Regions from separate parts of the Homo sapiens genome. Here region 1 is linked to region 2. Evidence: chromatin contacts called from ENCODE Hi-C or POLR2A ChIA-PET data. All regions are on one chromosome and are shown on one strand. Each heading gives the region's core, a stretch centred on a gene start or an enhancer-like site at or near the end of the contact. The rest is flanking DNA. Distances are from core to core; before and after follow the strand shown. Region 1 holds the start of TTC21B-AS1 (TTC21B antisense RNA 1). Region 2 overlaps TTC21B (tetratricopeptide repeat domain 21B).

Region 1 (4,400 bases), core at 334-2,833, 36 kb before region 2:
GCATTGGTATGCACCTAAGCAGTTTCCTATTTTTCACTGTTCAGTATAGTGCACTGTACACACATGCATACACACATACCTCTTTGAACACATGTAGGACTATATCTGCAGAGAAGTTTCCCAAAGGAGAGATTGTTGAATCCAAGATACTGTATTTGTTAGGGTAGGCTAAGCTGCTACAAAAACAGATCTAAACATATAATGATTCAGTGTAATAGAAGAATGTTTCCCCATATGTAACTGTTTTGGGTAAATGTTAGAAGTGATCAGGCAGCTTTGCTCCACACTGTTTTTAACGGACCTAGACGCTTTCCATCTTGCAGTCCTGCCATCTCCTAAGACCTCATAACACTTGGCAGAAAGGGAAAGATAATGTAGAGAAGTCATTCCACTTTTCATAAAAGCCCAGGCCCAGAAATGGCATATATTACTTTATTTCACGTTGACCACCTCTGAATGCAAAGATATCTAGGAAGTGTTGGCTAGCCACATGCCCAAGCAAATAAGGAGAGAATGAATTTGAGGAGACAAATTGTAGTCTCTCCCTCAAGTATATAAATTTAAAATTTTGATAGGCACTGCCAAATTGCTCTCCTAGGAAATTGTACTAATTTACACTCCTACTAGTAGTCTATTGAATGATCCCTTACCTTATCCTCACCAATTCTGGCCATTTTCAGTGCGTGTATTTTTTTTTTCAAGCAATCTGAAAGAGAGGTATCTCATTTTTATTTTCATTTCTTTTATTGTGTTGAGATTGAGCAATTTTTCATATGCTAAAAGCTCTTGTTTTTCTTTGGTATATAACTGGTTCTAAATATGCTTTTTTTTTTTTTAAGTGAGCCTATTCTCTCCTCAGTTTTCAATGGACTCTGATAATTTTTATCACAAGTTCTCCATCATGTTTCGTTTCTTTTCTTTTTTTTTTTTTTTTTTTTTGAGACAGAGTCTCGCTTGTTGCCCAGACTGGAGTGCAATGGCGCGATCTTGGCTCCCTGCAACCTCCGCCTCCCGGGTTCAAGTGATTCTCATGCCTCAGCCTCCTGAGTAGCTTGGATTACTGGCACCCACCACCACGCCCTGCTAATTTTTTGTATTTTTAGTAGAGACGGAGTTCTCCGTGTTTCTCTTATAACAGTTTTGTTGGCTCTTTTTTTCGCTCTTGACTGTCATAATCAATTTACAAAATAATAAAAAAGAAGCCATAGAAGATTTTGGTTTGAATTGCATTAAATTTGTAGTCATATGTGGGGAAAAAAAATTTTCTTTCCCAAAAATGACCATTATTATATCAGGCAGCTATTGGTGTATAGCAAACAACCACAAATGTCAGGACATATAATAATAAGTATTCTTTACTCACATTTTTGTGGGTCATCGAGGGTCTGCTGATCTCAGGCAAGGCTTGGCTGGGGCCCTGCTTCAGTTCAGATGCAGCTGGGTGAATGTGGCACATCATTGCAGTTTGGACTCTTGTCACCTCCAATAGTGTTTCCCCCAGACTCACAACAAGTAGCAGCCACTACCCAGAGGAAATTCTTCTTGTACTGATAGCAAGTGCCAGAGAACAAGCAGAAGTATGCAGTGCCTCTAAAATTTAGGTTGATACACTGCTATTCCTGCCCACATTCCATTGGCCAATATAAGAAAAATGTCCAAGTCCCTAGTCAAGAAGCAGTAGGGTACACTCCAACTTTTGTAGTTAGTTACATGGCAGAAGACACGTACTCAGGGAGGGTTGAAAAACTGGAACCAGTAATTGTGATATGTACCACATCATCCATGATAAGAGAAGTCTGGGGCGTTACCTTTTTGGTTCAGTTCTTTTTAAAAATGTCCCTGAGTACAGTTTCATAGGAATTTTATAGCTTTTGCACATTTCTTAAGTTTATGCCTGTTATGTTTTTCTTTTTGGTTTTTGTTCCATTTATTAATAAGATTTTTTAATGTAATATTTTCTCATTTGTTTTTATCACGTAGGAATCTGTTGTTGTGAATAACATTAGTAGGTATTGTAATGTTTGACCCTGGTTTGCATTCCCGGAATTCCTGTAATAAGTCAGCCTGGTTAAGGTGAATTATTCTTTTACTATACTGTTGTATATAGTTAGCTAATATTTTATTTAGGATTGCCACAAGATTTAATGAGACTAGTATAATCTATTCATATCTTTTAAAAACATATTAAAAATTAAACTCCAGAGACTTTTACTTGTTTAAATAATAAAGTTGATAATTTTCACAAAGCAGATGACATTTTACTAGTGAAAATTACTTATTTGAACAGTGGAATAGTGAGGCAAGCAAACCAACTTTTCATGCCCTCGAATAAAAGAAAATATATAAATTTATTTTGACATTAACTAAATTGTTTTCCTGCAGGTTGCTGCTCCAAGATAGCCAAAATGTGGAAGCACTGAGAATGCAGGCACTCTACTATGTGTGTAGAGAGGGGGATATAGAGAAGGTAAGTGGCATTGTATTATTTAAGTTTCCTATATTAAAAAATATATTTCATTACACATACACACCCATGTGTGCATGTGCATATACATTAAAGCCTTGAAGTTCTCTTTTAAAATATACATCATGGTAGTTTTTAGTTGATTACTAGAGTATACCTTAACAAAGAGGTCAGCTTCTGAAATCTATTGGTAAAGCAAAAATACTATACAGTTAATATTACCCTTGAAAATCCCTTAAATCATTAATTATAGTATATATGGCTTTCTGTATGAAACTCCTGTGTAGTAATATATATGATTAATGTAACTAGATACGTAATGTAACTAGTGATACTAGATATGAGAAAGTATGTATGCAAAATGTAATTTATAGTATATTTACAATTTAACTGAATTTGCAAAAATTAAATGGGCTTGGGATAAAATCCCATTATACCTCATAATAAAGCACATCTGTTTCTGTAGTAGTGAACACATTGACTGTAGATTGGATCATGGAGTGCCAAACTCTAATCTGAAGGAAGTAATATTAGTATAACATGTAGTAGATTTGCATTTTGTTTAGTGTGGTTAAATTGGTTAATGTGACAGTGCCTGATAGATACTTCAGTAAATGCTAGGAGTATCTTAGTAGGGGTAAATCTTCAGTAAATTTTCCAGGCATTGAAATTACTTATACTAAGTACTGTAATGATTTTTCTAGTCTAGAATATATTTTGAATATAAACCAGTCTGTATAGGCAATTGAAGGGCTGACCTCATATACTTGTAAATACATTATCATTCGTATCTCATTTGTGTCATGAATTAACTATTGAAGGCGGAGCTGGGCATGTACAGTTAATGGAATATTATGGGTGTCTTCGCCTATCCAAAGGTTTCCATTCAATAACAAGTATTAAAGAAACACATTCTAAAACACATTTATAATTATTGAGTTTGTTAGAATCTTAAATATGTTTTATAACATATAATCATCCATTGAAGGAGGAGGAATTTATAAAAGCAAAGGTCTTTTAAAATACTAGTAGGGTAATGCTTTGTTAGTGTGTATGTGCATGTATTATGTTGTTTTTACTTAGTATATTTTAAGTTAATACCAGTTCCTTTTGTTTTAGGCTTCCACCAAGCTGGAAAACTTGGGAAATACATTGGATGCCATGGAACCACAGAATGCTCAACTTTTCTATAACATTACACTCGCCTTCAGCAGAACTGTGAGAGTGCCTACCATGTACCAGAGCTCTGTTATCTATAGTAGAGGACATAAAATAAGTGGAAAAGGTGGAAGCAGGGAAGAGCATATGGCCTAGAGTGCAAATATGTATTTAAATATATGATATACTCCTAGGAAAGGCAGTTTAGAGGAGGTGTGGTTTCCAACTGTAAGAACCTGATGGAGGCTTCATGGAGGAAATGCCACTTACTGATCTTTTAAGCATAGCGAAGTGCCTTCCAGACAAAGGAAATAGAAGGTGGTTTATTTTCATCAGAGCATAAGATTTATGACCAGGATTGCTCTTAGCTTTTGTTTTTTAAAACTATTTTTAAAAAGTTTTAAAGTGTATAAAAGACCATTTTGGTGGAGGGAATGGTTGGTATCTTATTTTTTAAAAAACAACAGGAAAGAAATGTTTTTATTATAAGCTCCCAGTAAAAGAAAGGTAATCAAGAATGAAATAGAAAAATACAGTAGAATCTCAAAATCAATACAAGGAATGAGAATATTGAAAAGTTCATTAAACTAAGAAGGTTAAAATAATTAGCAAGCATAAAGTTGAAAGAAAAAAGGATTATTAATTGTTAAATGACATGAATATACTGAATTTTCTTATTTAAAAACAAAGATATCAGATTGTGTAAACTTTAGAGGAAGAAAACTCCATGCTATAACGAAAGTTTGAATTAAGGAGGTATTTACCTTTTTTGCTTACC
Region 2 (4,263 bases), core at 1,014-3,513:
GTTATGGGACTATAATCCAGTCTCATGGTTTTAAGACCAGTGTTCTTTTCACAATGCATTATGTCTCTCTACTTTTGAAGTGAGTTACTACCTGTTTCTCTGTTTTTTTTTTTTCTAGTGTAAGAGAAAATAGAGATGGGTATACATACTGTTGTTTTTTTTTTTTTTTTGTCTATTATACTTGGCATTTTATTGCAATGACTTTTGGTCAACTAAAGTTTAATCTGTACCCACGTATTTTCCTCATTGACTTTTTATTCTATACAGTGTCTGATGAATCTAGCCCTTTGCTCTACAGATTATGTTGGAACTGGCACGATTATACCTGGCACAAGATGACCCTGATTCCTGCCTGCGGCAGTGTGCTCTACTGCTTCAGAGTGACCAGGATAACGAAGCTGCTACCATGGTCAGTCCAAGGAACTTCAGTACAATAAAAGCACTTGTGTTTTATAAGTTTTAAATTTTACCCCATGGAACTACTACTAGATGATGAGGCATGGCTCACGTTGGCTTTTGGAAGAAATAACATTTTTCTAACATTACTACATTTTACCAATAAAGACCCAGAATCATTAGGATTTTATTTATAAGAAAGATAAACCTAGGTCAGGCTTTTACATGCCCTTTTGGGTCTAGTTATTTTTTATTTATGCCTAAGGGGATGCTTGGTCAGGTGGAGTTCATGTGGTAACACTATAATTTGCTAAGAACTAACTTTTAAGTACTTAGGAATGCTGGACAAATTTAAGAGTTTGGGTGGAATTTTTGGAGTTACAGGGGAAAAAAAACAACTTCATATTATCAGTCTAAGACAGTCTGTTTTGAATAGAGTTTTTTATTTTTTCTTATTTTTACGTGGGCTAAAATATTTGTTAGCTTTGCAGACAGCTACACAGATGACATTTTGTGAGGTTTATTTAAGGTTATTGTGGTTAAAAAGAAATATATGAAATCTGCATTTTTAAACACATAATAAGAAAAATGTCAGTAGGTCTTGCTCATTTTTAATTTTTCAAAATAGTTATGATTTAAATTTTGTTTCATTTTTGAATCGTCTCATTATTATTTTAGTCAGGTCCAGTGAGTATCTTTTCTACAACAGCACATAGAGTGTGCAATTCCTTTCAAATTTCTGTTTTTAAAACAATTGCTAGAAACATATTTTTTGCTAAAAATACAATTTTGCAAGCAGAGCAATCTGTTTCACATCCTTGATTATCTTCTGTTACACTGATCTGCAAGTTATTCTGCACAAGGTGGGCTTGAATCTTAAATGCCTCCTTTTTATAAAATGCTGCCCCCTCCTCATGTTTATCATCTATATTTTTCTAGTGCTAAATCTTGATTGGAAGAACATGTTGTGTAAAATACATGGCAATATTTTTAGAACCAACTTTTATCTTTATAGATGATGGCTGATCTCATGTTCAGAAAACAAGACTATGAACAAGCAGTGTTTCATTTACAGCAGCTTTTAGAACGTAAGCCAGGTAAATACCTACTTATTGTATTTTTTGAGTGCAGTCACCCCTCCCTTTCTCCTTTTTTCTTCTGTTTAGTGGTTATGCCCTCGGGCAAACTCCGTCCCTAGTTGAATCAGACTGTCTGTTTATTCCACACATGGGCTTGAGTAGCTGAAATGGCTATAAGGAAATTGCAACACTGTTGACTGGTCTCACTTTAAATTATGAGCACAAACCTGGTAATCCTACTGTATTCCAAAAATGAATTCATTGATTCGAACTACTTTTCCCACTTTCTCCTGTCTCCTCAAACCTCCATCACCCTTGCCCCATTTCTTGCCCACAGTTAAAAGCCTTGCCACCTACTTCACTAAGAGAATATTTGTACCTGGAAGAGAACTTCTCCATTCTTTGTCACCAAATTTACCCACCCCTCAGCCTTTGTCCTCCCCAGGCCTGTGATCCCGCCTGTGGCCAGCTTCTCACCTAAAAAAGGGCTTCACTCTTACAGTTCTCTCTCTTGAATTATCATTTTTTTTCTAATCAGCATGGAACTGTGCTGTGACATCTTCCTGCTGTAAATAAATCAGTCAATAAAAATCAACTCTTAACTCTCATCCCCTCCCAATTACTATGCCCTTCCTCAGTTCTTCTCGACAACAAATTTTCTGTGAAGGATTTTCAAACATGCTGTGTTCACTTTGTCTCATCCACTGCTGCACCCTAGGGAAGTCACTTCTGCAATGTGGTCGGTGACCCCCATACTGCCAGGTCAGATTCAGTTCTCAGTTCTCTGCCGACTTGACCTGTCATCATATTTGGCACAGTTTATTCCCTTCCACAATGAAAGACTTTCTTCATTTGTCTCTGAGATCCTAAACTCACTCAGTTCTTCTTTTGCCCCATTGCCTGCTGTTTGAGTTTCCTTTTTTGGAGTTCTCTTCTCTGTATGACGTTTAAATATTAGAACACTCGTAGCTTCAGTTCCTGAACTCCCTTTCTTTTTATATATTCACCCCCTAGGTGACTTTGTCCAGGTGCGTGGCTTTATATCCCATGTATGTGCAGATGTGTCCTAAACATTTATCTGCAGCCCTTACTCATGTACACCTCTGCCTCTTTGCATTCCCACTCAGATGTCTAGGAGTAACTCAAGCTTAACATGTCCAAAATAGAACACCTGAACTTTCCCTCGCCTCTAAGTTTGCTCCACCCCCACCTCTCACCTCAGTGACTGGCATCACTGCTCACTGTTGTGCCGGCCCAGACCTCACAGTTAACCTTTGTCTCATCTTTCTCTCATATATCACCTCCAGTCTATCAGCAAATCCTTGTTAGTGCTACATTCAAAGTATACCTAGAATGCCATCACTTTTTACCACCTCTGTTAGTGCCACCCTGGTCTAAGGCATTGCCATCTTCCACATAGATTATTGCAGCGTCGTCATAACTCATCTGTGTTTCCATCCCTAGCCTATGAAGAATTTAGAAATACTTTCATTGAAAATGGCAGAGATACCCCTGAAAATTCTAGGCTAAAAATCACGGTTTTTAGTTTTCTCTCTGTAAAAGAAATGAAAAGTACACTGTGTAGGGACTGGTGTGGCGGTTCCACAGTATCATCAGGAAACCAGAGCCTTCTCTCTTTTTGTTCTACGTTGTTACCCTGACTTGCCTGAGCATCACCTCATGGTTCAAGATGACCACCGCAGTGCTGGGCATTGATGTTCCAGGGCCCAGGTGGGGAAGGTGGGTGCAGAGCTGGGCAAAAGGGCTTCCCAACCAGCAAATCATCGTTTTATTAAAAACAAAACAAACAAACAAACAAAAAAACCCTTAGTAGTATCACCTCCGTGGCTGCAAAAGAAGGTGGGAAATGTTATCTTTTAGCTGAATCTAATACCCTGTAGAATAAAATCAGAATTCTGATAGTAAAGAAGAAAGGGACAACAGAAACTAGGTAGGCAAAAGCCCAAGCCAATTACAGCCTTGAGCCTTTTTGTTTGCTGTTTCTACTTCCCGGAATATGCTGCTCCCACAGGTCTATCTGGCTGCTGCCTCATTTTCTTTTGTGCCTTTGCTCTGGTGCTGCTTCTTCCTTAGAATGCCCCTCCCTCACTGGCCTACATCAAGTAGCACCACTTCTTGCTCTCTGTCCCTTTATCCTGTTTTCTGTTCAGTTGAGTTTTTGGGGTTTGGCTTTAGGATTTTTGGGTTTTGTGTAGCCCTTGTGAAACAAAAGCAAAAAACTACAAATCATAGAATGGAAGCATCAAGTGACCAGAAACGTTGTCCTTCACTGCTGTGTTTCCAGAATTTAGAAGAATATCTGGCCTAGTTAGTACTCAACAAATACTAGATGGAAAGAAGAGTGAGGGAGAAAAGGAAGAAAGGGAAGCAGGGATGGAGGGAGGAGAGGAAAGAGAAAAAGAAAGAGGTGGGAACTGTTTGACTAATACATGACTGTATGTTACTACCTGTGTTACTAAAAAGAGTTTGAAATGGCAGAGGAAGTCCTAGAGCTGTGTTTCAGTTCTTCTAAACCCCACCACCTTCATCTCAGGCTGATGCCCTAGGCATCTGTGCTCAGAGCCTCAGAGACACAGAGGTGGCAATCCTTCAAGCAGGGCAACTCAAAGAACTAGATATGCTCTGCAGGCTACCTCTAGTAACGCTTTTAATAAAAAGATGTTTGAATTTAGAGAACATCAGTTTGTATTTAAAAATAAAATATCCCCAGCGAGCACAAAAATTGAAAGGAGAAAATATGGTCTGTTTTTTACAGTAATATCAACAC

The links. Hi-C counts contacts between places; a loop is a spot of excess contacts on that map. ChIA-PET counts read pairs that join two places held with the same protein, here RNA polymerase II (POLR2A). Pooled maps may share reads with other maps.
Region 1: a loop to region 2 is called in a map of colonic mucosa, with 2.5 times the contacts of the local background. The contact joins the promoter of TTC21B-AS1 here to the enhancer-like site in region 2. A Hi-C loop is called at or near these places in 6 of 168 maps with a recorded cell type or tissue (A673, HepG2, colonic mucosa and 2 more), 1 of 37 single-sample maps with no recorded cell type and 3 of 50 pooled maps. POLR2A ChIA-PET finds 5 or more read pairs at or near these places in 3 of 52 experiments (BJ, HEK293T and HepG2).

What each region holds. Positions count from the first base shown.
Region 1 is chr2:165,931,040-165,935,439 of GRCh38, reverse strand. It overlaps TTC21B-AS1 (TTC21B antisense RNA 1), which reads right to left and starts at 1,583. Exons shown (of 4, transcript NR_038984.1): 1 at 1,364-1,583. It overlaps TTC21B (tetratricopeptide repeat domain 21B), which reads left to right. Exons shown (of 29, transcript NM_024753.5): 7 at 2,383-2,467; 8 at 3,584-3,682.
Region 2 is chr2:165,895,916-165,900,178 of GRCh38, reverse strand. TTC21B (tetratricopeptide repeat domain 21B) reads left to right here. Exons shown (of 29, transcript NM_024753.5): 21 at 299-409; 22 at 1,412-1,493. Among named protein-coding and RNA genes, the nearest start is that of TTC21B-AS1, 36 kb to the left of the region's middle. RefSeq lists an enhancer at 2,066-2,155. Within about 2 kb of position 2,263, at least 3 of the 41 ENCODE cell types and tissues checked have a DNase peak (open chromatin) inside an H3K27ac peak, as active enhancers do.